6 separate regions of the Mus musculus genome follow, and regions 1, 2, 4, 5 and 6 are each linked to region 3. Evidence: chromatin loops called from intact Hi-C (ENCODE). Cell type or tissue: left cerebral cortex. All regions are shown on one strand. Region 1 overlaps Ctdspl (CTD (carboxy-terminal domain, RNA polymerase II, polypeptide A) small phosphatase-like). Region 2 overlaps Ctdspl (CTD (carboxy-terminal domain, RNA polymerase II, polypeptide A) small phosphatase-like). Region 3 holds the start of Ctdspl (CTD (carboxy-terminal domain, RNA polymerase II, polypeptide A) small phosphatase-like). Region 4 overlaps Ctdspl (CTD (carboxy-terminal domain, RNA polymerase II, polypeptide A) small phosphatase-like). Region 5 holds the start of Myd88 (myeloid differentiation primary response gene 88). Region 6 holds the start of Mir26a-1 (microRNA 26a-1).

Region 1 (5,000 bases), 56 kb after region 3:
CTTCCTTATACTTCCCACCCAGCATTAGAGTTAGAAGTGCAGGTCCATGCCTCAGTTGTATGTGGGATGAGGGATTGAAGCCAGGTCCTGGTGTCTGGCACTTCACCCACTAAACCATTCTCCCAGACCACCAGTTACTCTTTTCTAACCTTCAGTGAACTGAGTTTCACTTTGCTATAAAGACAGTGTCCATGGGGCTGGAGAGATGGTTCAGTGGATGAGAGAACTGGCTGTGTTTCTTCAGAGGTCCCTGGTTCAATTCCCAGCACTCATATGGCATCTCACAGCTATCTGTAACTCCAATCTCAAGAGATCCAACCCCCTCTCCTTGCCTCTGCAGCATGCATGTGCCTGGTACACACACATGCATGTAAGCAAAGTACCTTTATACATGAAATGAAAAAGCAAAAAATCTCTTTAAAAAAATTATATGCATCCTTGTTAGAGACCAGAGTTAGTGGCCAATAATGTTTTATTGGGTAAATAACCCATACTTGCTACATTATTGGGTAAATAACCCATACTTGCTACATTATTGGGTAAATACACTATACTTGGTACGCATCGTGCCTTTCCTATCATATTTATCTTCCTGCCACAAGTCCCGCTTCTGCTAACTCAGAGGACATACCCATGCTGCGTATAGCTTGCTCATATTTTAACTTAAGCCCTCAGTATACTTTCGACCTGAGATATGGAGTAAAAGCATAGACAGTAGCATTCGTGAGCTGGTGTGGGAGCATGCACCTTTGGGCTCTCAATTTGAGACCACCCTGGTCAACATAGTGAATTCAAGGCCAGGCAGGGAGGGCTACACAGTGAGATGCTATCTCGAAAAAAAGAAAGAAAGATAAAAAAAATCTTTGATTCTTAAACAGGCTACCAAATTGTTCTTCAAAAGAATAGTAGCAGCCAAGCGTGGTGGCACATGCCTTTAATCCCAGCACTCAGAAGGCAGACCTAATTCTGTAAATTCAAGGCCAGCCTGGCCTACGGAGCAAGTTCCAGGATAGCCAGAGCTATTACACAAAGAAATCCTGTCTGGGGAACGGGAGGGGGGGGGGACAATAACAACAACAAAACAGAATAATAGCCATCTACCTACCTTTCCCCTAGAGCTGTGTTGTTATACCAACAATTTTTGGAGTTTTCTATTTTGTTGGTAGTGCTACTTACAAGGCTAGCTAGCTAAGCTACTTTGTTAGAACACGGGTACTCCATAGCCCAGGCTAACCAGAAGCTCGATTTGTAGCTTGAGCTAGCTTCCCACTTCCATCCACAAGCCCTCGAGGCTGGAATTCCAAGCATGAGCCACCCCACCGTACCCAGCTAGATATTTTTCTTTATAAAGGAGACTCGTGCTAACTCATTGGTTTCTCTGTTTATTTTGTTAGCCAAATAAAAATCAAGATACCCTTTTTGGCCAATTTCAAGAAATCTCACAGCATTCCATAGTGAAAACCACACCAAACCAGGGACTTTGAAAGCAGACAAGCCAGGTCCAGGACCCTGCCCCCGTGAAGTCCTAGGTACACATCCCTTGAACTCTCTGTTCTCTGCATGCGAGATGAGAAAACGCAGACCCAGCTTCCAGGTGTGGGACTGAGGCCATAAATGGACACCTACCCAGTGGCCTTGTTGCTTCTTGCCTTCTGTAGCCTGGGGCTGAGCAGGGGAACTAGGTGGCTGCTTTAGAGAAACAGGCAACCTTCCTGACTCAGGACTGCCTGTGGCCTGCCCTGAACAGCCCGGAGGCTGGCTGCTTCCAGGCAAGGGCCCCTTCACAGGCTGCGGCTGCCTCCTGCCAGGAGCTGGGAACAGAGGGGCTGTTGTTCTGGCGTTTCTGGAAACCAGCTTCCTGTTTTTCCTGCTGTGCCGTGTTGTTTTAATCTGTAGCAGAAGGAAAGAAACAGCACTGGGTGGGTAGCCTGTGTCCCACAGCCCTGCAGTGAGAGAGTCTGGTCCTTTCCTCCAGGGACTCTGTGGCTCACAGTCCTAGAGCTCTGTGACCTTGAACAGGGTCCTGATGCCAGGTTACCATGGGGAGGGAACACAGGGACAGCACCTTAGCACAGCCTGTAGCCTAGGATTCACAGTGTCTGTGTGAGCTGCTGGGGCATTTAAAATATCAGGCTGATGAAACAGTAAGCTTTTAGAGAGCCAGGGAGTCACACGTGCCTGCTCACGTCACAGCCCTGGACGAGCTGGGCTCCTGGGTTCACTCACCAGCCACAGAAGGGACTCTAGGCAAATGACTTAACCTCCCCACCTTTCAGGTTTTTGCACCTACAGGATGGGAAAGTAACAGTAATTACATCACTAGGTCATTGTGACATGTAAATCGGGTCTTGAGAGCTTTGGGTCCCACACTAGCCAGGCAGCCTACAAAGTTTTCTTGCTAAACACTGAACCCCATGGTTCAGAGGTCAAACTTTTAGTCAGAGACCTGGCAATCCATTTTAAAGATAGTCTAAGGAAGTTTCTCAGCTCACTAGAAGTCGATAGTATGTCTTAAAAATGCCACAAAGAGTGTATCAAATGGGTCTCTAAATGTTAGTAGTAAAATACAAATATTTTCTTCCTATCTGCTTGGATTTATAGAATTCGGGGGTGTGGGGAGTTGGGTTGGTGCCAGCATTGGTGTTCCTTGGTTTCAGGAAAGACACAGGCTGCCTTGCTCCTTCTGCAGAGGAGGGTTTGAGGTACTAGCTCACCATTTCTGAACGTGATCTCTGGTGTCGGGTGGGTAGACTTAGTATGATACATCCAGCATCATTCAAGGATTTCCTCGGAGGTACAGAGTGGATTGAGCACGTGGCGGCCATTTAAATCCCGGGGCGCCGGTGCTAGTCTTCAAAGCGCATGCGCAGGAATGAGTGCCGTGGCGTGGCTTATTCCTGAGGAGAGCTGGATGTGGTTACGGCGCCTGCTGTACCTCCTCAGTTACCTTCATGTCCACATCTGCCTTCTCGGGTCTTGGAGCAGGGGATGCTCTGGTTTTACAACAGGACAGAAACAGTAACACAGCTGCACTTCACTGCTCATTTGAAACTTCAGACCGGAGTCAGGACTGCAAGGGCATGGCGTTTCAATGTTTGCTCCTTTTTCATATCCACTCCACCACTGCTCTGACTTCCTCTAGTACCCCCTTCTCCCTTCCAACTTCATGCCCTTTTATGTATTTATTTATTTATTTATTTATTTATTTATTTATTTATTTATTTTCTTGAGACAAGCTCTCACTGTGTAGACCAGGCTGTCCTGGTCAAACTCACAGCGATTCAGCCACCTCTGCCTGCTGACGGCTGAGATTAAAGATGTGCTCCACCGTGTCTGGCTCCTCCTTGTTTGTTGTTATAGTAAAGCCAGAGACCCATATTCGGACCATACACTGGAGCACCGACAACGTACCAGCAGCAATATCCCCAAAGGAAAATGACTCCCTGCTTCAGCAGCCATCAACTATAAATAGGTCTTCCATCAAGAGTGGGGCCTCAGGGGCTCCTCCCCCTGTTCATGGTGAAATTTTGACTGGCTTGATCTTGTGCATGTTTTGCACTGACAGCCATATCCACTGTGAGCTGATGGGTGCAGCAGTGGCATCCTCGTCCAGAAGCCGGCATGCACAGCTCTCCTCCCCATCTATCCTGCAGCTCTCACATTCTTACATTCTCCCCTCCTCCTTCCCTACGATATCTGCTGAGCTTCGGTTGGAAGGTTGATAGAGTTGGTTCATCCACCGCCCAGAGCTCACGGTTATTTATATCGGCCCATTGACCGAGTTCTGTCTGAGTCTCTGCGATAGCCACTAGCCACTGGCAGGAGAACACTGGGGAAAGTGACAGAGATCTGCTGAAGAACAAGTTTGTTCTGGTTGGTTTGGTCTAACGTGGCACAGGGTTTCCAAGGCAGGTGGGTAAGGGCAAGAATAAGAAGGTGCTTCAAGCAGCCGCACAGGGCGCAGGTTCTGGTGTGCTGGGGGTTGGAAGTCTGGTTAAAATCACTGGGCCACATGCAAAAGATGGTGTGGGAGTAGGAGGGGAACTCAGTAACAAGTTTGGCAGGGGGGATGAAAACGACTAAAACTTAGTACGCACGCACGCACGCACGCACGCTATTGTCAAACAAACAGAAAAGCTCTGTCCTAGAGCAGAGCTCTTTAATTGTGCCTTCGGAAGCATCTTGGTGAGGGGCACGGATCAAATATTGAGCTCCTCCAGAAGTGAGGGTGTGTCTGAGTGCCAGGGTGCTCCCAGAGGGAGGCCAGATCCTCCCTGCAGTCATCAGCCAGACTCCCTCCCTCCCATGTATGCATTGAGGCCTAAATTGCAAACAGGGTTTGGAACAGAGTACCAGGGCTTTGGTTGGCTCTAAGAACATTCTTTATAGGTGGCCATGAACTAAGGATTCTTTGTTTAAGAATCAGGCCCAGGAAACCAAATAAGGATTAACCAGGTTGTGAGCTACACCAGCCAAAGATGAAGGGTCGCTGTGTGTTCACCGAACAGGAAAGGATGGTGGACTGGACGGTATGCGGGTGTGGGTGAGGTGGGCTGTGGGATCACTTGCTCTCCAGTAGCAGTGCAGAGCAGGGATGTATTAGTTATCCTTTGGCAGGCTTAATAAGGGAAGCTTGAAACCTTGGTGGATTAACATTGTACCCATTACACAGATGCTTCCCCGACCATCTCTCCCCAGGGATCCACAGATCCAGTTCATCACTCCTCCATCTTGTCTTCAGTGGCCTCAGAGCCCAGCATCTGGCTCCACTGTGTTGTCTTTAGTTGGTTCTACTTATTAAGTAATTATATGAGCCAGATGCTTCTGAAGGGCTTTGCAGGCAGGTTTTCAATTCATCTTTATGACCTTGCTCTCACAGGTAGGGGACCCAAGGCTCCAAGAGTTCAGGTGGTTTAGTCAGAAAATTCACAAGCATGAAAGTGGACAGAGTAGGGACTCATGCCCATATTCCCAGCATTTGGGGGATGGAGTCAGGAGAA
Region 2 (5,000 bases), 50 kb after region 3:
GCCGCTCTGACGTCCAATCGTGATGGGCCGTACCTTTGACTGAACTAGAACAAACTCGCCCTTAGGTTGCTTTTGTCAGGGTATTTTATCACAGCGAAGGGAGAAGAAACTAAGATGCTGGGGAAGGGAGGGGTGAGTGTGGGAGGACGCACTCAAATAACATTATGTGCTTATGAAGATAGAGTTTTGTAACAGTGGTAGTGATGATGATGACGGAGGCCATTTTTATAAAAAAACAAAAAAACAAAGAAAACAGTAAGAGGACTTGGGGTAGAGCAGCCAGGGCGCCTGCTGACCCTCCTGAGGCCGACCTTCTCATTAGGGCAGGAAGCTGCTGTTGGGACTCTTCCACCTCCAGCTGGTGAAGCAGTGAGGACAATTGTTGGGATCCAGGGGGGAATGTGTGTGCAGATTCTGAAACTGTAGCTCACGTAAAGACGTCCTCGCTGCTGGCACTATAGCTGCTTCTGCAGCGAAACAGCTTTGAACCCTGACTGACTTGGGAGTCAGGGAAGGGATGGGGCAAAGCGACGGACCGTGCAGGGCATGAGAGCTTGCACTCGGTTACTAGGGAAGACCGTGTATGTCTCCTCTGTTCCTTCCGTTGTGGTTCCAGGTTATTGTATAAGTTTTAAGACTTGCGGTCAAATGCTAAAGGCAAGCCAGAGCGTCCTTATCACAAGCCTGTCTAAGCATCTCACTTAGCAAATGATGTGCCTCTCACCATGAAAGCCAGGTAGACCCTCTGATCCACACTCCTCCAATGGATCCTTGCCATGAGTGAGTCAAGACACTGTTGCTGCTGGACCAGTATGCTGGCCACGTCCGTGTGCAGTTGCTTCTGGCTGGTGCCACATTCCAGAGGCAGCCCTCACTGCCACCTGGTTACCTCAAGCTCCCTGGTCCTCAGACGTAAGCAAGCCAAGGACACAGCTTTCCTTGCTAGATCCTTACCACATAGCCTCGCGGCCTCCAGACTGCCTCAGTCTGCCCAGGGCTGGAGAATGGATAGAAAAAAAAAATCCTTGTGAAGAATTCTGTAGAAGAATGTCAGCTCCCTAGCCTAGCTGACAGCAGGACAACCCTGCATGTCACTACATATGACATTTACAGCTTAGGCAGGGAAGACAGCCAGGTCAAGGAGAAGAGCCATTCTGTGGGTCCTTGTGGGAGCTAAGGTGGAGGCCTGAAGGCAGAGGCCTGAAGTCCACGTCAAGTCTCTTTCCCCTCTCAGCTCTCCACTTTATTTTTTGAGACAGGTTCTCTTACTAAACCTGGGCTCACTGGTTGGGCAGGCCAGCCAGCCTGTGAGCCCAGGCTGTCGTTGGAGTCATGGGACTATGGCACTGTGCCACCATGCCCAGCTGTCTTCGTGGTTGGTGGGACTTGAACTTGAGTCCTCATTCTTACCCAGCGAGCAGTTTACCAACTGAGCCACCTTGCCAGCCCCTCCCTTTAGATTTCCAACCCAGATTCCCTTTTGAGGACATCTGTACCTTGCCCCTCTGGGGCATCAGGAGGAAGAGAGCACTCCTTCAGGCTTCCTCGGAAAGCCCAAGACCCCAGAGTTCTGACCTCCCCAAATCTGAGAAGGAACCTCGGTATGAAGAGCTGTGACAAAGGGGAAATGGCTCACCAGGAAGAATGGGAGTCTGAACCCAGGGTCTGTGTTTGTTTTGTGTGTATGAGTGCCAATGTGTGTGCACATTCATTTGTGAATGTACACATGCAGGTGTGGGCACATATGTGTGGAAACCAGAGAGCAACCTGGGGTGTTATTCCTCAGTCACTGTCCCCCTGCATTTTGAGACAGGGCCTTTCATTGGGACTGAGACTCCCTGATAAGGTTGTCAGCTGGCCAGCAGCCAGCCGCAGTCGTCTGCCTGCCTCTGCCTTCCCAGGGCCTGATTTATAAGCAAATGCCTCCATGCCAACTTTTTATGTGTGTTCTAAGGTCACAGCATGTCCCTGTGTTTGTGCCACAAGCACTTTACCACACGGGCTGCCTGCAGCCTGGGGAGGTTATTTTTCTGTCTGCGCTAGCATCTGGACTCAGCATTGAAACAGCCTCTTGGCTTAGCTTCCTGACTCCGGATTGTTGGATTTTTCTGCCTCCTCCTCTCCCTTCTCTCCCTCCTCTCCCTCCTCATCCTTCTCCTTATTTCCCTCCTCTTCTCCCTCTTCCTCTCCCTCCTCTCCCTCTTCCTCTCCTCCCTCTCCCTCTCCCTCTTCCTCTCCTCCCTCTTCCTCTCCCTCTTCCTCCTCTTCTCCTCCCTCCTTCTCCTCCTCCTCGACATCACTATCTCTTCAGTGACTTTCTGAACACAGTGCAGGCTCGTCACACCTCCACTCCCAAGGCCTCAGTGCCTCTCAATGCCTGCAAGAAACAGAAAGAAGTGGAAGAGCCTTCCTCTGCCGTTTGCCCCCACACAGTGCACCACTGCACGCTGAGTCTCGTGACTTTGTTCTGGAAACAATTAGAGATGAGATGAATGAACATAAAAGCTGGGAAGCCCGGTACAGGTTCCTAGTGCCTTCCATTTCATCGACCCAGAGCTGTGGTAATGTCCTATGACAGTAATCACCAATGGCCGACACTGGGCTCTTACTGATACACTTGTTATTTGGAGAATCAAGGGGCCTGTCTTGCTACATAAAGGGACAGGGTTGATAGAATTTCTAAAGGAAACCGAGTCTTTTCGCTTTGAACTTGTGGTGCAGATAATCTCACTGATTTGGTCCTTTTTTTAGCCAGCCAGTTCTCTGGTCAAGTTTTGAAAGGCTTGGGAGAACATGTGATTTTTTTTTTTTTTAAGTATCCTGGAGTATTTTTCCAGGCCTGGGCAGCTTGTGGGTCAATGCACAGCTATTTCCGTATGTGGGCAGGGTGGGAGAGCACTGTCAGTTCATGGAGGGCCAGGGCCTGGCGGGCTGAGCTGTAGTTGCATGGAAGGGCTCTTTCCTTCCCTCCTCCTGCTGCTTCCCCCTCCCCCGCCCTGGAGAGCTGCAGATTTGTCTTGCAGACCCACTTGAGTCTACTTGCCTGTACCTGCTGCACGGTATTTATCCTGAGCACTGATTCCCTTGTATTGTGAAAGCCCGGACTTCTCACATCTAAGGTGTAGCCGACAGGTATGAACCACTAGGCATTTGGGGAGTAGCTCGGGGGAATGTAGACTGTACTGGGGAGGAGTAGCTTTGGAATGCACCCTCCGGAAAACAGATACCCACAGTTCCAAGTGATACGGAAGCCCGCTGTTTTCCGAGGCTTGAGTCCTGGAACAGGATACCGGTAGGAAGGTATCCTTCAATCAAAGAGAAGATAGTACAGGCTGGCAGGTGGGGACAGAGTTCACAGGCCAGCTCTACCCTCACCTGTTGCTTTCCACTGTGATCCCTTTCCAAGAGTAGAACCTTTCAAGTCGGAGGACAGGCGGATTAGTTCTTGGGCCAGATGATTTCTGTCCGTCCCCAGAGCTCTTCTCCACCCTGTCTGTGTCCTGGATGCTTCCCAGTAGGGAGTCCGTAAATGGGCTCCCGAGCTTCCTGGCAGCCTCCTGTGTTGTTCTGCTTAGTGGACGACAGCAGGGAGAGAGAGAAGAAAGCATCCCTTCTCCCGCTCCTCTCTGTGACGGACCAAAGATCCGGGCACCTGGCACTATGTCAATTTCTGGTGACCTCTCTTTCCTCAACCCATCCCACCTAGGGTTTAAGTGCACTCCTGAGCCTGGTCCCAGAGTCCTGCCCCAAGCCCCATCTATAAATGGCACCTCTTGACCTCCTCCCATTCCTCATTTTGAGAATGCCATCTGTTTCCTGCCAGAACCCTGGTGGATAAGATTCCTAAGATCTGTTCAGATCTGAAGGAGGGTGAGTGTGTGGAGGGAACAGCCAGCCTCCTGGGGCACCTGCGTTTCAACAGTGCCTCCCTGATGGTTTACCATGATCCTGGGAGACAAGGCCAGGTCAAAACAGACCTCTAGAGCAGAAGTTCCCAGGATGAGGGAGTAGTCACTGGAACCCTGGTACGCACAAAGTGTAGGACTTGATTTCCAAAGAATGAGTAGAAAGAAATGGTGCCCAGTGGGGTGGGGAGTAAGCAGGGGACCACCCTACTGAGGGTGGCTGCTCACACTGTCCTCTTTGTCCTTGGACCTTGAACTTACCCGCTGGGTTTTCCCTTTGTTTCTAACCAAAAACGTCTCTTATACTGACCATGCACAGCTGCTCTGAGGTTCCCATGATGCTGTGCACGCCTGCCTGCTGTGTGGACCGAGCAGTCTGTGTGGACCTATCTGGTGTAGGTAGCATAGGAGAGTTGTGATCATAAGCCACCCTCCCCTCGTTGTGATGATGTCATAGGGAGCCTGTGGCCAAGTGGGTCACCATCTCTGCCTGGCGCAGGCACTGGCAGAAACTTCCTTTCTCCCCTGGAATGTGCAGTGTGTGCGTGTGTGCATACACACACACACACACATGAAGCATGATCTCAGAGACATCAGATTATACAATCATGTTGTCAGACAGCAGCCATATCCTCCTGACAGATCCCCTTGAGAGCCTTAGGACCGTTCACACACAGCCCTTCTAAGAATAGCTGCTTCACAATAGGCTCAAAGGAGAACGGTAAAAATTAAGAATTTTTAAAAGTTCAAACATTCTCAGTTATCAAAGTGGGCACCTTTTAAATAGAATTACAGTCTTAAAAATTATGCCACATGTAATTTTCTCTTTAAAAAATAGAGATTTAAGGACATTTGTCTTACCCTCTTGACCCGGTTAATAGTATGCTTGGCCATATGCATACTATGACATGCATGCATGTCGTATGACAGGAGATGCTAACGGAGTGAATGATAGGCATCAGGCAGGCCCGGAAAAGACGCACCATTAAATGCCTTGAGGAATATGCACTGTCCGGGTCTCATTTCCTGATGCTGTGATAAACCTCTAACAAAAGCAGTATGGGGGGGGGGGGGAAGGGATTATTTGGTTCATGG
Region 3 (5,000 bases):
TGGACGGGTCCCTCTATCTTTTGCATTGCTCCCGACCAACTGTTAGCTGGCAGGGATCTTGTAGCCATACAGCCACTCATTCCACACTCCTTCCTTCTATAAAGGGTCCCCTGCTTTATAAGGCTCTGCTTGACCTGAACCCCATGCATCACCGGACCTGGTCTCAAAGCCTGTGCTCCTCCCTCATGTCTACTCTCACACATACTAAGAGCTCACTGCCACTCACTGGAGTACAATGTACCTCAGGGCCCTTCCCAGCAAGGCTGGCTGCCCTTACCCATGCTTTTCACGTCTTCCTATCTGCGGCAATGTGTGGCCTCTCAGGGCTGATGTCACCAGCTCTAGCTTCATTTGTCTTGCTATTTAATCTCTGATCCTTCATCCCATTCTCTCTCTCTCTCTCTCTCTCTCTCTCTCTCTCTCTCAAGTAGTAGTTTTCTCTATTTTTCCATTGCCCTGTTCATTTTGTCTTTTTCAGTCTTTCCAACTAGTTTCCAGTTTAAGGAATTGTATTTAAATACGCCTGGTGTACACCTTCAATCTCAGCACTTGGGAGACAGAGGCAGGAGAATCTCTGTAAGTGCCAGGCAGCCTCATCTACACAAGAAGTTCCAGGCCAGTCAGGCTATATCTTGAGGTTCTATCTTTAAAAAAGAAGGAGGAGGAGGAGGAAGAGGAGGAGGAGGAAGGGGAGGGGAAAAGACGAGAAGAGAAGAGAAGAGAAGAGAAGAGAAGAGAAGAGAAGAGAAGAGAAGAGAAGAGAAGAGAAAGATCGATGACAGCCAGCCACCGGTGGCCTATGATTCATGAATGGCAGCCACAGGTCTGAAAGCCTGAGGCTCACTTCATAAAATATTTAGATTATATACAAGATCCCAGCAGCAGATATGAGTGATAGTCTACTTTACAATTAGATAAAGAGGGAAATAAGTTGGTGAGGCATTTTTAAATTTGATATGACTCCAGAGGATGAGTAATAATCATATATACTAAAATAAAATAGCTTTTCTGATGATATGCGTGGATTGCCATATAAACTATACAATTAAAGCCAATGCTCTTGGTAGGGTCAGAGCCACTGAGGCTAAAGGTGTACAATACCAGGCCAGGCTCTAAAGCTGCTTTTATATATAAAAAAAAAAAAATCAGTGGTCCAAGAGTACTATGTGATGGCGGTGTGTATGGGAAACAGACTTCTACCCAACCTTCTAACCCATCCTTATCCTAGCAAAGATAAGGCACTCAAGAAATGCTTGCTAAATGGACAGAGACAGCCAAATGTATCTATTCTATCTTTTGTCATCTCTCAAGTGTTTGTCACTCTCAGGTCTTTCCCTTCCAAGGCCAAGAGCATTTGCTCACATTTGTTTGGATGTAGCTGCTAGCTGCTACTGTTTAACACTTAAATTTATCATATATACGTGTGTGTGTGTGTGTGTGTGTGTGTGTGTGTGTGTGTGTGTGTGTGGAGAGAGAGAGAGAGAGAGAGAGAGAGAGAGGAACAACTAACCAACTGTGCGTGCTCAGCCCTACATCAACCTCCCTTTGGAGGCTCAGGGAATATGTAGAAAAGGAGGCAGAAGTGCTGTGCCACAGCAGCTGTGGTTGCCTGCACAAGACCAGAACAGGTGATATTTCCAACAAGGAATGGGGAGGGGCTGCGGCGGTTCCACCCCCAGCTAAAGGACCTACTACTGGCAGTTGGCATCTACTGAGGCAAGAGTCATAAGTATGGCCACTGTTGAGTTGCCCATGGCTCAATGAATGACCCCATCTCTATGTGTTCAGGCTAATTGTAATTAGTACGTCAAAGAAACAAATAATTATCAAAGAGAACATGATACTAGGCAGGAGATGTCATGTGGCTGCTGCTGAGTGGGGCTGACGGATGAACTGATCAAAATATAGTGTATACATATATGAAATATGTATAAATTTATATTTTCATAAAAAGGAAGGGTGAATGGGCGGAGTTGGCTGGCAGATTAGCGGTGATTTCAGGAAGCTTAGAAAGGTAGAGGGTGCGGGGGGGGGGGGGGGAGGCAAGAATTGTTACTGGAGAGTCCCAGGGCATCGCAGCGACTGAAAAAGCAGAGCAGGAGAGTCAGTGTCTGAAAACCGTTCCCGTGGTAGCCCTTTTCCCACAGGAACAGTCCTTGGAAGTACTCCCACCCCCTTCTCTTAGGCAAAGGAATCCAGAGTTTAAACACGTGACCAGGTGAGTCTGGCTATGCCAGGCATATCCTCAGAACGTGTGACAGGCATTAGACAAGTTGAGACAAGGTGAAGCTCCGGTGCCACTGGACTTTAATGAGTCTGGACCTTAGAGAGAGAGGCCATGCCCTGGCTGGCGGGTGGGCTACTTGGTACAGCTTGCGTTCCTAATCAAACGGACACTTCGAGCTTCGTGGTTTGGTTGCCCCTGGATATTCTGGGGATCCCTAAGGTGCTTCGGGAAGAGCAGATATTCCTGGGTGAGTGCACCCTAAGGGCAGCTGGGACGCCTTCTCCACGTACAGCAGTACCAGGATGCCACTTGAGGTCTTGGGTTTGGGAACAAAATGTTAACTTCTTGCCTAATTCTCGTAAACAGCAGCTCCTCTGCAGACATGCCTCCCTCCTGTTTCGGGGCGGGGGGGGGGGGCAGTCTCCAACAGTGAGGCTCCATAGATTTCACCCGTCTGCGGGCTCGCGTCTACCAGAGGCGCTTCTGGAAGTTTCTTTCCAACTTTGTAGACGCTCATCGGTGAACACGCGGCTTGAATGGTGCCAGCGCCGGGATCGCACCGGCGTGGAAAAGTAAGGAAGTCCCAGCAGGCCTCCCCTCTTGAAAGCCACCCGGGGAGAGGCGGGTAGGGGAGTAGGGGGCAAGTGCGCGCGCAAACTGGCGAATGGGCGGAGTTAGATTGTCTTCTCCAGCCCGTCTGTCAGTCACGAGCTTCAGCTCCGCCCACACAGCGGTAATTGGTGAGGAGCGCGCGCGAGCGCCCGCGGCCCGCCCCCTTCAGCACTGCCCCCGCCCACCGGTTGACAGGGCTGCAAGTGGGGCCTGCAAGTTGGAGCAAGAAGGTGCGTGCGGGTGCCGAAATGCTCAGACCCTCCGAAGCTGATGGGCACCTGCTCACACCCAGCTTTGGCTGTCACCCCAGACCTGACAGCAGCCCGATGCTCATGTACTCGAGTCCTGGCCCAGCTCTGCTCCTACAGGCCCCTTTCCACTCCATCAGCCACCTACAGCCTCTTTTCTGTCTTTAAGTGGCTGAACCCCTCGCCGAGGTGCCCACAGTCTCATGTGCCAAGAGGTCTAGCCTCGAGGACGCACTGTTCTGCACACCGACTCTCGCCCGGGCTGCTTATGCGGACTACACAGTGTGAGCCCGGTCTGCAGACTCTCCGCGCACCTCTCATCGCCTCCTCACCCCCAGGCCCAGCATCCCCTATGGCTCACCTCACAGCCTAGCTCTACATTACCCCAACTCTATGCCCGAACCCCGATGCAGCCTCGCTCCCTGCTCCCCTGCGGAACCCTCCATTCCCAGTTTGAGCGTCAGGACGTCCCTCACCCGGAACCCACTACCGACTGCAATCTTCTCCCACGGTACCTGGACTCGGGGTGAATAAACCTCCCCGGGCCTCAGCCGGCGATCCCGCTGCACCCCGGGCTTCCGCCGAGCACTCCCCGCGCTTCCATTCCGCGCCGCGCGGCCCACACCTCGATCGCTGAGCTTGCTCTATCTCCCAGGCTCCGCCGCACCCTCCCACCTACCCCGAGGCCCTCTGTGCCCCGCACGCGCGCGCCACCGCCCCAGACCACACCCCGCACGCTGTGCCCCCCGACTCGGCCCCGCACCCCTCTCCCCGGCGGGCGGCGGACGGCGGGCGGGCGGGCAGCGCCGGCGGCGGTGGAGGCCAGTCCTCGGGCCGGGACACACCCACCCGCCCGCCCTCCTCGCTTTCCTCCTTCCCTCCCCCTCGCGCTCCCTCTCTCCCGCCCTCCCGCCCTAGCTCCGCGCTCGCTCCTTCTCTCCGTCGCCTGCTCGCGCTTCCCGCGGCGCCGGGCCTCCCGCTCCGCCTCCCCGAGCGCGGCTCTCCCGGGCGCGGCTCCGGGGTTCATGCTGACGAGGCGGCGGCCGCTTCAGCCCAGCGGCGGCGGCGACGGCGGGAGCTGGGGCGCGGGCCCCGGCCGCCTCTCTCGGAGCGCGGGGCCGGGCGGCGGCGAGCGCCCCACCGCGCCGCGCCCCTGCGCGCCCCCTACGCCGCGCCCCCGCGCGCCCCCCGCGCCTAGCCTGCGGGGGGCCGGGCCTGCGGGCGGCCGGCGCGGCGCGCACCCATGGACGGTCCGGCCATCATCACCCAGGTGACCAACCCCAAGGAGGATGAGGCCCGGTCGCCCGTCGCGGGCGAAAAAGGTGAGGAGGGGCACGGGCAGCTGCCGCGGGGGGCGTGAGTGCACCCGGCGTCGCCGGAGTTCTCGGTGTGCGCCCGCACGGGCGTGGGGGAGGGGTGTACCGGGCCAGGAGGGTGCGTGGGTGTGGGGTGCGCCTGGAGCAGAGGGAGGCTGGGAGGGTGCCTGTGCCAGCTGAGCTCGTGTGAGTGTGCATGAGCGGCTGAGAAGTTGGGATCGGATGTGTGCACTGCACAGAGCTGTTTTAAGTGTGCATGCAGTGCGTGAGACAGGTTGTGTGCACACCTATGTGTACGCGCAGGCCAACTGAGAGATTATAAGGGCGTGAATGCTTTTAGCAGATTGTGTGTGTTCCTGACAGGCTGTGAGTTTGTGGACTTAATGTGGAGGTCTGTATGCCTCTGACTGAGAGGTGGTGATCGGTGTGCAGAGCCTGAGCGTGTGGACCTTGTGTGTGTGTGTGTTCACTCCTGATGGAGTTGTGTGAGAGAGAGAGAGTGTATGAATGTATGCCTACGCTATCCTACTGTCAGAATGTACTGTGTCTCTTTGCTGTTTGGGTGTATGTGCATATCTGGCTTTGACCAAGATCCTG
Region 4 (5,000 bases), 70 kb after region 3:
GCACTCTGTGAGAGCTGAGGAGGGAAGGCTTGTCATCAGACCTCTGCCAAAGTCTCAGGGATGCAGGAACCACGGTGTGGGCTGGGAGCCCGCTGAACACTAGAAACAGCCGGGTTCTGGTAGCTGACTAAGGGGGTGCAGGCAGAAATGAAAGACCTGGTTGTTCCCTCTTGTAAGGTCTTGGGAGGGACATGGAAGTTGTCAGGTAGCAGAGCCCTGAGATCTTTCTGAGACCCCTGAAAATGGCCCGAAGACTCCCTGAGAGCTGCCATCTCCGATTAGTTCAAGTGTGTTCTCAAAGTACCTGGTCGCCTTGGCAGAGTGGAGCTCTGTGTAGGAGGAACCACGTGCTGTTCCTTATTCCATGTTCAATCCCCAATGTGTGGAATCTATTTTGAAATATGAGCTCTATGCGATTTCATCTAGAGAGGTTCTTCAGGGTGATTTGTTAATTTTTTCCCCCCATCTATGAAAGTACTGTGTCTTAGAAAATTCATGTTAAGGAACAAATACTTTCATGAAAGTTCTTTAAATTATCTCTCCTAAAGTCATACTCAGGAAATCCAAAATGGATAATTAAAAAACTGTAATCCATGGGAGGTGACATTCTGACATAAACTGTTAGCAAGGTGCTGTGAACCACGACGAGTGTGCCTTGCTGTCTGCTGTTCCTCTGCTTTCTCTCAGAAAATAAAACACCACCGTTGTAAGCCAGTGTGCCATCCAACAGCATGGACTCACACCGTTGTAAGCCAGTGTGCCATCCAACAGCATGGACTCACACCGTTGTAAGCCAGTGTGCCATCCAACAGCATGGACTCACAAGCATCCCCTCCCATCTGACGGCATCTGCCGACCCAGTCTGAAAACAGAAGGGTAATGCCCCACTCAGAACGAAGGGTTACAAGCAGCAACTCCCCTGTTCCAGAGTTAGAAAAGACACAGGAGCAAGCAAAGGCACTTCCAGCCAAGCCTGGTGACCTGAGTTCAAGGCCCGGGACCCACATGATTGTAGGAAACTGCTCCCATGACTCTCATAGATTGTCCTCTGATCTCTGTGTTTATTCTGTGACATGTGCACACACACACACACACACACACACACACACACACACACACACACATTGATGCAAGCACATGCACAATAAATAAGTGAATAAATAAATACAGATAGATGTTTATATATAAAGTAAAAAAAGAAATGTTCCTGCAGAGGCAGGCAGATTTCTGAGTTCGAGGCTAGCCTGGTCTACAAAGTGAGTTCCAGGACAGCCAAAGCTATACAGAGAAACCCTGCCTCAAAAAAACAAAACAAAAAAAAATTTTTTAATTAAAAAAAAAAAAGAAGAAATGTTCTTATTCCACTTTCTCCCTTAAAACTAAGGGGAAAGTTTTCCATGTCTCAAAACCAGGAAAAAGACCACTGACTGAGCATGGGGGCGAGCAGGCACACACTGGTGACCAGTAGACTCTCTTAGGAAGATGCATGTGAAACCAGAGAGTGACGTCAGGCACAGCTCTCTGTTTCTCTTGGTCGTCCAGACAGGGCCTCTGACTGGATCTGGAGCATAGGCCAGTGGTAGCCTGGCCACAGACCCCTCCTGCCTGCTCCCCAGCAAAGACACGTATCTGGGCTTACAGCTGCACACCAGTGCACCTGCTCATACATGGACTCAGAGCTCAGACCTTCATGCTTGGGAAGCAGGCACATTTCCGCCAGGCCGGCCATCTCCCCGATCTCCACAGTGTCTCTTGACATTCAAACGATTCGTGTTGGGGGTTTATTTGGTTGGCTGTTTTTGGTTTTGTTGTTGTTTGTTGTAAAATCTTGATGTAAGAGTTGGATAGAATTCAGAGTAAGGCTGTTTCGTTATTTAGCCTGAGGAGAGGAAAGTACTGCATGTCCTGTTTGCGTGGTAAAAATAAATTTCTCTTAGGCCTACGATGTGTGCTCCTTTGTCCGTTTTGGTCGCTGCCCCGTGTTTAGAATTGTTTGCCCATGTTAAAGAGGAGACCGAGGACTGTGAGACCCAGCAGTGGTCGACCTTTAAGGGCCTGGATGTGGTGCCAGCGGCTTTTACTTCCACTTTGGATTATCGTTGCCAGCTTTGGTGAGGAGGAAGTCTAAGAGGGCACCCTAAGAAATGACCCCTGTGGGCAGCATGTAAAATGTCCCCAGCTTGTGTTGGTCTTCCTCTCCACACGACTCGAAAATAATGACAAAAGTAAATATTTGGGACCAGGTTTATTTTGGTCAGACAAATTCCAGCCTGGTTTCTAAAATTAGGGAATCTGTGGGAAGCACGTGGCTTGGGGCATCCTGCCTGAGAAGTTTGTCTCCGGGCTATTGGCTTCTCTTCCTTATTGTTGCTGACTTGAAAACACAGGTATCTATCTGAACTTTTCCTTGCATCTGCCCATCTGTGTAGACCCAAGTGTCTGGTGATAGAATGGCTCTACCCAGATAATTATAGTAGGCTTCCACCGCCTCTCCTCACACGCTGATGCCGGCGGCGTTGAGCTGCTTGCTGCCTGTCCTTCCCTCAGTCACTGGGATGGGCCTTCTGAGAGCAGAGCTTTTATCTGGTCTCTGGGAAGCAGTCACGGACCACTGTCCCCTGGTGGTGTACACTGGGCAACCAGACACATTGTAACTCTCCATTTCTCTGGTGTAAAACCTCCCCTCTGCTTTATCCTCCCCTCTGCGTTCTTCCAGACCCTGCTACTCTCCACTTCCATGGGCAGGCCACTGAGCCCAGGGGAAGCCCAGGCTGACCACCCTGGGTCATCTCATCGCTATCTCTTTGTCCCAGTACCCTGCACAAAGGAAGTCCCAGAAGTTGTTTCTGTTTCCTTCTCCCAGGGTTATCCTTGACCTGGAAAAGGATGGCAGGTCCTTAGCTTATCTTTCACCACCACCTACAGCCTTCAGCCCTTTTGTAGAATGTAGCAGAAGCGGCTGCTAGCCTCTGTCCCCCACGAGGCTGTTTGGGAGTGGAAGGTGAGGCCTCCACTCACGGTGCCTCACCCTTACCTCCCTTCTCTTGCTTGGACTGGCTTCCTGCTACAACCTTGAATGTCTGTTCCCCAGAGCACTTGTTCTAAGCTATACAAGGTATATCCTCAGTCCTAGGAGCAGAGAAAGGACTGGCAGACAGTGGGAGGTGGGACTGGGGAACTGGCTCAGCCAGTGCAGTGCTTGCTGAGCAAGCTTGTGGCCTGGAGTTGGGATCCCCAGCACTCAATGCAAAAGTGGGGCGTGACAGTGTGTGCCTGTAACTCAATGTAAAAGTGGGGCGTGGCAGTGTGTGCCTGTGACTCCAGTGCCGGGGTCAAAGGGACAGGTGACCAGCCAGTCCAGCTGAGTCAGCGAACTCCAGGTTCTGTAATGGAGAATGAGAGAGGAAAACAGATGCCAGGCTCTGGCTTCCACATGCATGCACAGGCAAGCACACACATGCAGATATTGCACGGGGGGTGGAGGGGGGGTGCGAGGGGGGAGGAAGAGAGGAGAGAGAGACACTTGAGAGTAGGAGGCAACATAGAAAGCCCACCCGTGCATGTGTATGTGAGTGTGCATATGGTGTGTGTGTGGGGGGGGTATGGTGTGTGTATGTGTGGTATGTGTGTGTGCCTGTGCGTGTGTGGACAGCCTGGGAGACGTGGGAAAGGCATATGGATATGAAGTGCCTTTCCTACAGGTGGAGCAGTTCTGTGATACAGAAAGCCAGGGTGCGCCCCCTTCATCAGTGGAGACTCTGGGCTCTGAGTTGAATTAGTAAGTCTTACTGCACCTCTGCAATAGGCCGCTGTGTTATGGTGCTTTTCAAAAGACCAACTTCCCATGATGCTCAAAGGGAAAGCCACATCCTTCCTAACTTGTCCCTTAGCCACCGACCTCTCCTTCCACCAAGTCCTTGATCTCTCTGCTGTGGCCACTCAGGCTCTGCTGTTGGACTTGAATATGGGTCCTCATAGAGAGACCCCAGCCTCTAAAGCTTATTAGTCCCCTCCCTCTGCTAATTTGGGGCTTTGGTTTTTTTTTTCTTTCTTTCTTTCTTCTAGTTCCTTGACAGATAAAAATAGATTGTTTGTTTCAAATCTTCCTTTTTATAAGATTTATTTTAATGTATGTTTGCCTGCTCGTCTGCCCGTGTACCATGTGTGTGCCTCATGCCCGCAGAGGCCAGAGAGGGCCTCAGATCCCCTGGGACAGGAGTTACAGGCATTTGTGAGCTGTGACCTGCCATGTGGATACTGAGAATCGAGCCCAGGTCCTCTGGAAGAGCAGCCAGTGCTCCTTAACTGCTGAGCCATCTCTTCAGACCTGGTTCCATGTAGACATTTACAGCGTCAGCTTCTCTCAGTGCCGTCTTTGCTCCCGTGTCTTGGTGTGTTGTGGTTTTGTTTATTTCAAGGACTGATTCTTCTGGGTGCTTCTTTGGCCCCCTGGGGATTGAAGCTTGCCTACAACTGTCCTGGAAGACAGGCTGACTCTGTAGACCAGGCTGGCCTCGAACTCAGAAATCTGCCTGCCTCTGCCTCCCAAGTGCTGGGATTAAAGGCGTGCACCACCACCACCACCACCCAGTTCTGCTGTAGATTCTTAGTTTCATCCCGCTGTGGTCAGGAAAGATCCTTGGTGCGAGTCCCCTCGTTCTAATGTTCTTAAGGCTGTGACAGCTCACGGTCTGTTCTGAGGAAGGCTGTGTGCGCGCTTAAGAAGAGTGTGTGTCCCGTGGTGTCTGGAATGTTCTGTCTGTGTTTCCCAGGTCCACTTAGTCTCATTGTGCAGTCCTTGGTTTTCTTATTGGTGAGTTCTATTATTCAGAACAGAATTTTGAAATATCGCTGTGACTTTGTCTGCTCTTCAGTTGTGTCAGTCTTAGCTTTTCTCAGGCCCTCTGATGTGGGAAACTTATGTAACTGCTATATGTCTTTCTACTGAATTTAAGGAACAGATGTGCGTGTGCGCGCCTCTGTGTGTGTGTGTGTGTGTG
Region 5 (5,000 bases), 410 kb after region 3:
AGGGAGATGGCCAGGCCCCCTTGATGATAGAACTCTTCCACTCAGCTATCCTTGGGAGCTGTCCCAAAGGAAACACACATATGCAGATGCCTGTGTGTGCGAGGAGGCATGTGTGTACTGAGGTGCGTGCACAGGCATGGGTGGCTGGGAGGAAAGGCAGTCCTAGTTGCTCAGGCCAGTCATCATTGAACACGGGTTGAGCCCAGGGGAGTCAAAGATGTAGACAGGACGGCATCAGAGAATCTGGCTCCGCATCAGTCTCATCTTCCCCTCTGCCCTGTGGGAGGAAGAAAGGGAGTTTAAGGTTGGCAGGTCAAAGCAGCTGTCCTGGCAAGCCTGTGGTGCTCCTTAACAGCCAGTGTGTGCTCCTTCAGCTCCCCTTCAGCCCACACTGGGTCTCCTAGGATAGCCAGAAGAGTGCCTCACTATTTCCCTGCCTGATCTCCATATCCTGTTTCTCAGGAGGAGACCCTGAGGCCAAAGATGTCTGAGATGTAGCTCAACTAGTCCTTCGCTTAGACTCATGCAGCCCTGATAAACACTGTCCTGGCTGGCAACCCGGCAAGTCATAATGTCACTTGCAGTCACTGGTTCCGTAAGGACTTGAGAGATGACATCTGGCTACTGTAGATGTCTAGGGATAGACGGACCACAAGCTCCCCACTACAGTGTCAAAGGAGGCAAGCGGAAGAACACAGACAGACTGACATACCTAGGGCTCCCAGGGTCATCTTCAGGGCAGGGACAAAGCCTTGGCAAGGCGGGTCCAGAACCAGGACTTGGTGCAAGGGTTGGTATAGTCGCATATAGTGATGAACCGCAGGATACTGGGAAAGTCCTTCTTCATCGCCTTGTATTTAATAGGAATCAGTCGCTTCTGTTGGACACCTGAAGGCCAAAGGGTGTGGTATTAGGACCACGTGGGGCCCTAGGGTGGGACAGGCTCAGTCCCTAAAGCACGGGCTAACACCAGCTCTCCACCAACCAGGTATCCATGATACATATCCACTACATAAGGAAGTACACAGGTCCGTCCTCAGAGATCTGTAGTGCTTTGGTTTTGCATTCCTGGACTATCATCCTAAGGCTATATCTCTACTCTCTCTTTGACCAAAGCAGGCCTAAGCTTACCTGGAGACAGGCTGAGTGCAAACTTGGTCTGGAAGTCACATTCCTTGCTCTGTAGATAATCGTCAGAAACAACCACCACCATGCGGCGACACCTGAGGGAGAGTGGCACTGCGGTGACTTCCTTCAGAGGATGGGGTCAGGAAGGACTACATTACCCAGGCGGGACAGAGCCCAGCTAGCAGGACAGTCCTTGCATCTGGACCTCTGGGTTTCATGCATTCACCCACCTACCCTCTTAGATGTTTAACCAACCTTTTCTCAATTAGCTCGCTGGCAATGGACCAGACACAGGTGCCCGGCAGGACGTCACGGTCGGACACACACAACTTAAGCCGATAGTCTGTCTGTTCTAGTTGCCGGATCATCTCCTGCACAAACTCGATATCGTTGGGGCAGTAGCAGATAAAGGCATCGAAAAGTTCCGGCGTTTGTCCTGAGGACAGGGGACAAGGGAATCAATCAGCCTCTGCAGAAGGCTGGAAGGAGCCCAACCTGGAGTCTTCCATCAAGGGAACCTGGGCCTGTATCCATATCAAAGCAATGTCATATACATGCCCTCTCTACCAGTGAACAGATAACTTCCTCCCAGATGAAATCCCGGTTAACTATGATGGAGGCATGCCATTAAAGTCTCAGAACCACTCTGGGAGAGGACTGCCATTATTCCCATTTCTTAGATGGGGAAACCAAGGCTCAGAATGAGCAGCTTGCCCAAGGTCCCAGGTCCATCCATCTGCTTCCGGTATCCATGCCCTCTGCAGGTCACATGTTTGAGGCTGTGGCCCACCTATTCTACCTAGGGGCACAGTACTGGGCCCTTACCTAGGGGGTCATCAAGGGTGGTGATGCCTCCCAGTTCCTTTGTTTGTGGGACACTGCTTTCCACTCTGGCCACCTGTAAAGGCTTCTCGGACTCCTGGTTCTGCTGCTTACCTAAGTATTTCTGGCAGTCCTCCTCTGTGGAGAAGAGAAGGGTGTAGAGGCTCCTCCTCCCACCCCATCCCCGACACCCCCGCCCCCCATGCCCCAGGTTGCTGCTGTACACACACTCAAAATCCTGAATTAGTTTAAAGAGCCTACTTGGGGCTGGCGAGATGGCTCAGCCGGTAAGAGCACTGACTGCTCTTCCGAAGGTCCTGAGTTCAAATCCCACAACCACCCATAATGAGATCTGACGCCCTTTTCTGGTGTGTCTGCAGGCAGCTACAGTGTACTTATGTATAATAATAAATAAATGTTAAAAAAAAAATTTAAAAAGGGCCTACTTGGGCCGAGCCTTCCCCAGCCACTGGTACCATGGATGGCTCTACAAACTAACACTTCCTTTTGGACTCTCCCAAAATGAGCATCTGAGAGGACTCCAAAGTCAGCCTGCTTCTCTGAGCCTTCCTCCTGCCTTCCCTTTCTAAGGCTCTAGAGAATGGAGCCAAACTGGGCATCTAGCAGGGCACAGAGCAATCGGAGCAGAGGATTGAATGTCAGAAGGGCTCAGGCACCCAGTTAGTGCTCAATGAGAATGGTGACCCCCATCTAGCAAGGTGTACCTCACTGTGGGCGGGGCGGGGGTGTTGTGCTGAGTGCCAGTGAGTGATGGAAGGGGTCCTCACTTGTCCGGTTGATCCTGACACAACTGAGATACCGCGAGAAAAGCAGATCTTGACTCTTGGTACAACTGAAGGTCTTTGCCTAGGCTCTTTCCATCTTTCCTCAGGGTTTTTGACCCCTCTCCCAATCCCTACGCTGACCTGCATACTGACAGAAAATTCGACTGTCACTCTCTTCCTCCCTAGCGCACCCCAGAAAAAAATGAACAAGATTAATATGCCAAGGCTAGCCTCGTTGATCCTTGGCACAAAGCCAGGAAGCACGTTTCCTCACCGATGCGCGACTTCAGCTCCTTCAGTATATCCTCACGGTCTAACAAGGCCAGCAGCTCTAGCAGCCTGCCGACAGACGCGCCAGAGCGCCCCTGCCAGGCATCCAACAAACTGCGAGTGGGGTCAGGGCGCGTTTCCAGCTCTCGGATCTCCAAGTACTCGAAGCCCATCTCCTCCGCCAGCAAGGTCCAGTCGGCCGCCACGGGCGTCCGAGGGTTCAAGAACAGCGATAGGCGGCGCCTCACTCCCACGTTAAGCGCGACCAAGGGTATGGAGAACATGAAGGAGTCCAGGGACCCGGATCCCACGCGGGGGTCTCCCGCAGACATGGCAGGCAACCCTGGGCCCCCGGTGCCGTCCAGTACGCTCGCCTGTGGAGTTTCCTACTTCCCTTAAGTCTCCTGCCAGCCCCTCCTTCTTTCGCTTTCCGAGAAGCTCCGCCCTTTGCTAGAATCTAGACTACGGGGCCAGAACTACCCAGCCTAAAAGTCAACCCACTTGTGCTTCTAACGTTTGCTCACCTCCCCTCGAAGGTGTGAGAATTTATATAAACCGCCTCTGGCATCTGCCTTGGCCCACCGATCAAGGTGGATGGACTAGGCGATCTGGTAGTGGTTATTATGCATGGTTAGCTCAATCAGCCTTGTTTAGGACTTGAAGGAGTTACAGCCCTTCTGTACAGTAATTTATATTCTGGTAGTAGGGAGGGAAGAGACAGACTGGCTTCGGAAGTAGTAACCCGAAGGCTCAGTCTACCTTTAGCTATCTGATGTCACTTGTGACTCTGCTTTTTAAAGGGGAAAGCCCACGACCTTGCCCATAAATTGGCATTTAGGGTATCTTGTCCTTTGTTTTCTGAGACAAACAGCACTACCTTCCCGGGGTCTGCAAAAAACACGCGGAACCTACCACCTTACTCTTTAACGTTGGGTCTAGACCCAAGGAAGATTTTTTCGTTAATTCACTTGGTTAATCTATTTAGGTGTCAATCTCCAATACTGGGTCTCCCTCCACCCTCCACCCCCATCCCCGGGTTTAGTAGAATTCCTAGGGGAATGTGGGCACTAATGGCACTATCCCAAACAAACGTAGATCAACAGGCTTAAGACGAGTGGGGCACGTTACAGTTAGAACCTGCCTGCCGTTCAGCACCTTAATCGGTTCTTCACACCAGCCCGGAACCCAAAATTACTTTGTTTTCTGAGAGAGCTTCTGTGACAGCCAACCCGGTTGGGGCTTAACTAGGTGCCTCAACATTTTCTAGGTCCTCAGTTCTCGGTTTTGGGACCCGGGGCTGAGCACAGCAAATTTTGATGGGAGACAAGGGTCTTCTCGGGCTAGCTCAGCAGAGAAGCCATGGGCCGGGCTCCGCCTTCTACGCGGCTGCGCGCTGAGCTCAAGGGGAGGGACTCCCTTGAGGCTGAGTTCATCCTAGGAAACCAGAAGTTTGGGAAACCTCCTTCCCCAATGTCTACAAAAGGTTGTGCAAACTTGGAAGTTTCCAGTCTGCCTTTCAAGGAGGATTAAGAGTGCGCATTACGATTGGCTTCCGTAGGATTGGCGGGCGGGGCTTTGAGTGGAGAGAAAGCGTCTTAGGACGGGCGTTGGGCGGGACTCTGGGGCAAGGGGTGAGTGGGCGGCCCTCAATCAGACTCCCCTTAATCTAATTGGTTGTACCTAGGAGTGGGCAGGCCCTCTAAAGACCCCATCCTACCTCTCGCAGTATCATTCTACCGGGGTTGTGATCCCCTTTCAGGCCTTGCGACGTAGAAGGCTGTCCTGCGCCTGCGCCCGCGCCTGCGCCTGCGCCTGCGCCTGCCATCATTCCTGTTCCTAAAGCTCTGCACCCAGAACCTAAACGAGTAGGTAGGACCCACCTCCGCGATGCATCGGCTGCAGGTAGTGCTGGGCCACCTGGCCGGCCGGCCCGAGTCGAGCTCCGCGCTGCAAGCTGCGCCCTGCTCCGCTAGGTTCCCGCAGGCCTCGGCCTCC
Region 6 (5,000 bases), 100 kb after region 3:
GATCAATTTTTGAACAATGGTGGGTAATGTGGGAAACTGTCTGGTAGCCCTGCTGTCCTGGGAATGATCCCAGATCAATTTTTGAACAATGTCCAACTGGAAGGACGCCTTCCAGAGTTAAGCATCCGAGTGGCCTGGGCGTCCATTCTGATCATTCTCATGCTGGGTTTTCTTGTGCCCTCACAGCTGACAGAGCGCTCACCTTCACAGCCCATCCCAGTGGGTGCGGAGCTGTGGTTAAACTATGTGAAAATGAAAGTCAGGGGCTTTCTGATCTCTATCCCTGCTCCATCTCATTCGGGAGGGAGCGGCAGTGGCTACATTGTTAATTCACCGCTCCAAACAAGTAGAGTTGTTTAGAAGAGACAAATGCTGGCACATGTGGGTGAGTGGTGTGTTGGGGAGAAGCAGGGGGCATACGAGCTTGGTTCTCATCTTTCTGGACTATTCCCTGTCAATAAAACTATTCTACCCTGGTCAGTCTCAATATGTTCCTCATGCCCCACTGCCTTGGGATGCCTCTTACTTCGCTGAGAGATGCAACTGGCTCCACCCATGATGAGTGTCTCAGCGTGAGCCCTTGTCATTTCTGGCAGGTCATCAGGCAGAAGAATCATTAGATTTACCTCGCATCTTCTCAACGAAGGCTCAGCACGAGGCCAGGAGGCCATCTTTAAGGGCTTGGGAATATAGATAACCTAGCAGTGAGAAAGGACCTCGTTCTAGCTGCTGAGGCTTGTAGGACCACCTCATTACCCAGCATTCCAAGGGCCTGGCTCTTCCAGGATTGTGTTCCTGGGGCCACAGTGGCCTGGAGTGCAAGCTTGGTTCTAAATGACATTGCAACATTTCCCTTCTGTGAAACAAGCAACTGGGGGCATCAAGCCTTTCAGAGCAGGGGTCAGCTTCTGTCGCAGCATAGAGAGTGCCCTCCCAAGCAGCTGCGGACAAGCTGCCCAAGATTACCAAGGGTTCCTGGCTCCAAGGCCAGGCCTTGGCAGCACTGGTGTCTCTGACCAGAGGGCATGGCCTCCCCAAGCTGTAAATAAAACTCCCTCATTTCTTCTCTGGCCTCACTACTTTTTAAAATTATCTTTTACTTTGTTTTATTTTTCTATTTTTGCACTGAGTGTGGATGTGTGGGTGACACAGCATGTGTGTAGAGGTCACACTACACGTTTAGGAGCCCGGTCTCTCCTCGCACCGTGGGTTCCAGAGATCAACGCATGTCACCAGGCCCTGTGTAGCACTGAGCTATGTCTCCTTGCTGAGCCATCTTGTGGGCTTGGACCAGGCTGCTTTTGCAAGTGGAATGTTCCTCATGATATTTAATGTTTTCTGAGCATTTCAAAGTCTCTTGGGGATGTGTCCACCGTGAACCCCTCTCACGTGTGACTCCCGAGTTCGTGGAGTCGGGAAAAGCTCCGGCTTCAGGGTGGTATCATCACGCAGTGCGTGGGAGTTCACGACCACACTTGGAAGCTAGGAGCCATTTCTCCTCTCTTACTTCACCCCGTGCAGAGGGATTTCACAACCCAAAGCCTTTGACAACTTCTTCTTCAGTTGTTTTCTCTGATTTTCGTAATTCTATATTTCGGTGGTAACATTATGAAATTTTGAATTCGTCCCTCGCCTTCCTGTCCTGGAAACATTAACTTCGGGCTTAAGTAGCGCTCCCGCATCTGAGCATTTAGTCGCGGGTCTAGTCTACCGCAGTCCACAGTTTTCAGTGTATACGTCAAGGGAAATGTGTGGTGCACTGAGGGGCTTAGATGTAGACCCGGTTTACAGTCTGACCAAAGGTTCTGCATGTCCTTCACCACCCGGTGGCCACCATATGCCCAAGTCGCTCTTTCCCTAACGTCTGCAGGGTGACAGTTCTTTTGAGCCTCTCCGTTAAGTTTTCTAACGTGTGGGATTCCATTTAGAACTGCTTATGAGCCCGTTGTTCAATGACTGTGACTGCTGAGGTAATATTTTATTTTTCAAATGTGTTTAATACTAACCAAGGGTTAGGTTAAATGCCTGTGAAGTTGTAGGTAAGCTGTCTTGTGTTTCTTAGAACAGAGCAGTTAGGCTGGCCGTCCTCCAATCCCAGAGTAGGAAACCAGGCCAGGCCACCAGGCAGGGCCTGAGGCCTGATGGAGCCGTGGGGACCCATCGCACCCACCACCATAACAGTTGAGGAGCAGATGCTGAAGTCCAGAGGGGAATGTCTACCCAGGATATTCGCCTGTGGCATCTGGCTTTCCGCCTGCTGTGGCTCTGTCCTCTGAGCATCCTGTGCCAAGCTGCCCACACTCTGAGTCCAAGGACAAATTGCTTTTCCAGTGGTAGTGACAACTGGCCAGCAGGCATTCATCTCTGCCCCCTGGTGGCCATCAGTGGTCCGTCCCCGTCCCCCCGTCCCCCATCCTGTCTGGGCTCCAGGCTGGAGTCTGAGCAGCCCCATTCTCTTGCCAGACTATGCCACCCTTTGCAGTTGAGGCAGGCAGGTGTCCAAGAGATTGGGCTAGATGCTGGAACTCCAGGACACTCAGGACAGGAAGAAATACTCCTTCCTACATGTTTATTTCAAGGACCCAAGGCCTCTGCCAGCATCCTTGTGAACTATTTCCTGCCATCGTCAAAACATTGGTCCAGGCAAGCTTCTTTCTTGCTACAATTTCCAATTTTCTCTTTCCTTTCATATGTATTAATCACAATTTCTTTTCTCTCTAGCCCATTAGTAATGCTGACTTCATTGTTCCTGTTGAAATCGACGGAACCATACACCAGGTAAGGAACCAGAGTTAGCCTGCAGTTCCAGAGAGCATTTTCTTGTAACCACACTCCCTGGGAACATCATTTTTTCAATTCTCACTTCAGTGGCCATTTTATTCTAACTTCAGGAAACAAACTTTGTATAATAAGTATAGTAAGCCAGGCATGGAGGCAGAGGCAGGCAGATCTCTTGAGTCTGAGGACAGCCTGGTCCACAAAGCGAGTCCTTGTACAGCCAGGGCTACACAGAGAAACCCTGTCTCAAAAGCTAAATAAAAATACTGTGAATGATTCTCTGCCTCATGCATGCATTTGCTTTTTACCGTGTTTATGAGGACCCTTTTCTGTTAATAAATATTAGGTATGATCTCTGATTTGATTTCAACTTTTAGGAGCCTTTGTGCAATCCCCTAGTTGTCCCCACCGCTGGCCGGGTTTGACATCTGGTCAACTTCATCATGCATTTGCTTTTGGCTTCTCCTAGCAACAGGAAAATGCCACCAGTCACCCACTGACGGAGCATTCTTGGGAAAAATGTCCACTTTGATGCCAACTGCTCCCGTGAGAGCTTCTCTGCCCATGTGGTTTTCTCCAGTGTCTTTTTTAGCAAATACTCAACCCAGAGCAAAGGGGAAGGGTGTGTTAAGACCAGCAGGGTGCTGTGCATAAATTGTCATCGTCAGCTGGCATCAATCTTCTTCCGGTTTTTGGGGTTTTCTGTTTTGGGGTTGTTTGTTTGTTTGTTTGTTTGGGGGAGTTGCTTCTTCTTTATTTTTTCTTCGTCATCAGCAAGCTCTTCTGGAAATGACTTCGTCTATGAATACATTAGAAACATGGTAGAAAAGCTCGCCTTGGAGGTTAAGGTAGATATAGTTTTGCCACATGTTTCTTAGGAGTGATGGGACAGACTGTCTCCCCCATCAAACTCAAGGCCTTAAGGGGAGAGTATCTGGCCTCATATCCCAGGAAGGGACAGACATTTCCTGGTTCCTGGGCCACACAGGATGTCATTTCTTAACGATGCCAATAAGGCTCCTTAACTCTTGAGTGCAGTTTAGAACAATCCAGGGCTGTGAAATCAGCTGTTTTAGCCATTCCGTTGCCCAGACAGAAGGTTATATATGACAATCATCAGGATAAGATTTCCTGACTCCTAAGCCAGGGCTCTTTCCTTAGACTTGGTTCCCCCTGTCTCCCTTACCCCCACCTAGCTCTCTATCCTGTCCTACAGGACATAGGACCTGGGAAGGTTTCAGGCACCTGGTCACTTACCATTCACAAAGCACCAACTGAATTAACTCCACCCCCGCCATGCAGTTAGGACCTCTGCGCTGGTTGTTGTGTCTAAAGTCGAAGAGTCCTTGAGGTGAGGCTCAGGAGGACTGCCCAAGAAAATAATTCTTCACACCACGTGGCCACAAGCACGTCCGGAGTGCAGGACCCACCCCGGCTTCCCTTGCCCCTTCTCTTTGGCAGTAGACACCCCGGGCATCAGGGCTGGGAGCAGAAACTCCAGAGAGAAGGAAGGTACAAAAGCTGGAGGACCGAGGCCCTGGCGAAGGCCGTGGCCTCGTTCAAGTAATCCAGGATAGGCTGTGCAGGTCCCAAGGGGCCTATTCTTGGTTACTTGCACGGGGACGCGGGCCTGGACGCCGGCATCTGGGCCCAGGAACCTCCTTTCTGCTAAAGGCGGCAACAACAGAGTTTCCCCCGTCCATCTCCAACCCTTTGCCTGTAGCCAAGCTTGCTGGCCAAGCAGTCCTCCCGGAGACTCAGGACCGGAGGCCACACCCAGTCACTGGCACCAGCAACAACGAGTGTTATGAGCAAAGCAGGTCCTGCAGCTGCTACAGCCACACAGCTCTGCCCTCAGCCTAGCCCAACACCCCAGCTCAGCAGGATCCTGGTGGCACCCAGGATAGACCACCTATATTCCTCTGGCCCCTCTCTCCACCCTCAGCTGCAGAGCCAGACCCCCAACCCACTCCTAAAGCTAGCCAGCCGCTTTCTCTCCAGGTCTTTGCCCTAGGAAGCGCCTTTTCCTGGCATGCTGCAAAGCAGTGTTTCCATCTAGGAAGTCTGTCCTGCAGTGTGTTTTCCTTGCATGGGGTGCAGTCTTGTGTCTCCTCTCCCTTTCCGCAGCCCCCTCCCCTGCTCTGTCTGCCCTTAGAGGCCCTGTGGCTTACTGCTACCTTTAGCTCTTTACCTTAACTGCTTCCTCCCTGAGCAGCCTCCAG

What was found. Hi-C counts contacts between places; a loop is a spot of excess contacts. Peaks named below come from ENCODE experiments on the same cell type or tissue, not always from the same donor. Only the 100,000 strongest peaks of a DNase experiment are listed, where the experiment ranks them.
Region 1: it touches region 3 in a loop (2.7-fold over the local background); 11 of 42 quality-filtered maps call a loop at or near these places.
Region 2: it touches region 3 in a loop (2.7-fold over the local background); 9 of 42 quality-filtered maps call a loop at or near these places.
Region 4: a loop joins it to region 3, with 2.5 times the contacts of the local background. A loop is called at or near these places in 11 of 42 quality-filtered maps.
Region 5: a loop joins it to region 3, with 4 times the contacts of the local background. A loop is called at or near these places in 7 of 42 quality-filtered maps.
Region 6: it touches region 3 in a loop (4-fold over the local background); 31 of 42 quality-filtered maps call a loop at or near these places.

What each region holds. Positions count from the first base shown.
Region 1 is chr9:118,978,744-118,983,743 of GRCm38, forward strand. The region is part of intron 1 of Ctdspl (CTD (carboxy-terminal domain, RNA polymerase II, polypeptide A) small phosphatase-like); the gene reads left to right. Among named protein-coding and RNA genes, the nearest start is that of Gm33645, 44 kb to the right of the region's middle. RefSeq lists an enhancer at 743-3,045. In left cerebral cortex, no CTCF peak of the experiment used is centred here; a DNase peak (open chromatin) is centred at 1,884; H3K27ac peaks cover 1,781 bases.
Region 2 is chr9:118,972,404-118,977,403 of GRCm38, forward strand. The region is part of intron 1 of Ctdspl (CTD (carboxy-terminal domain, RNA polymerase II, polypeptide A) small phosphatase-like); the gene reads left to right. Among named protein-coding and RNA genes, the nearest start is that of Ctdspl, 48 kb to the left of the region's middle. In left cerebral cortex, no CTCF peak of the experiment used is centred here; a DNase peak (open chromatin) is centred at 1,996; H3K27ac peaks cover 3,200 bases.
Region 3 is chr9:118,922,532-118,927,531 of GRCm38, forward strand. It overlaps Ctdspl (CTD (carboxy-terminal domain, RNA polymerase II, polypeptide A) small phosphatase-like), which reads left to right and starts at 4,005. Exons shown (of 8, transcript NM_133710.3): 1 at 4,005-4,409. The coding sequence starts at 4,331. In left cerebral cortex, no CTCF peak of the experiment used is centred here; DNase peaks (open chromatin) are centred at 2,974, 3,408, 3,709 and 4,573; H3K4me3 peaks cover 2,324 bases; H3K27ac peaks cover 2,170 bases.
Region 4 is chr9:118,992,445-118,997,444 of GRCm38, forward strand. All of the region lies in intron 1 of Ctdspl (CTD (carboxy-terminal domain, RNA polymerase II, polypeptide A) small phosphatase-like), which reads left to right. Among named protein-coding and RNA genes, the nearest start is that of Gm33645, 31 kb to the right of the region's middle. In left cerebral cortex, a CTCF peak has its summit at 2,605 (motif pointing left); DNase peaks (open chromatin) are centred at 90, 297 and 2,436; H3K27ac peaks cover 3,822 bases.
Region 5 is chr9:119,336,623-119,341,622 of GRCm38, forward strand. Myd88 (myeloid differentiation primary response gene 88) reads right to left here and starts at 3,396. Exons shown (of 6, transcript NM_010851.3): 1 at 3,010-3,396; 2 at 1,954-2,088; 3 at 1,384-1,564; 4 at 1,132-1,223; 5 at 713-888; 6 at 1-277. The coding sequence starts at 3,337. The coding sequence ends at 734. Acaa1a (acetyl-Coenzyme A acyltransferase 1A) reads left to right here and starts at 4,672. Exons shown (of 12, transcript NM_130864.3): 1 at 4,672-5,000. The coding sequence starts at 4,893. In left cerebral cortex, a CTCF peak has its summit at 3,105; DNase peaks (open chromatin) are centred at 3,144, 3,422 and 4,619; H3K4me3 peaks cover 2,236 bases; H3K27ac peaks cover 2,063 bases.
Region 6 is chr9:119,027,475-119,032,474 of GRCm38, forward strand. It overlaps Ctdspl (CTD (carboxy-terminal domain, RNA polymerase II, polypeptide A) small phosphatase-like), which reads left to right. Exons shown (of 8, transcript NM_133710.3): 5 at 2,722-2,778. Mir26a-1 (microRNA 26a-1) reads left to right here and starts at 4,322; the gene lies at 4,322-4,411. In left cerebral cortex, a CTCF peak has its summit at 2,363 (motif pointing left); a DNase peak (open chromatin) is centred at 2,322; H3K27ac peaks cover 1,128 bases.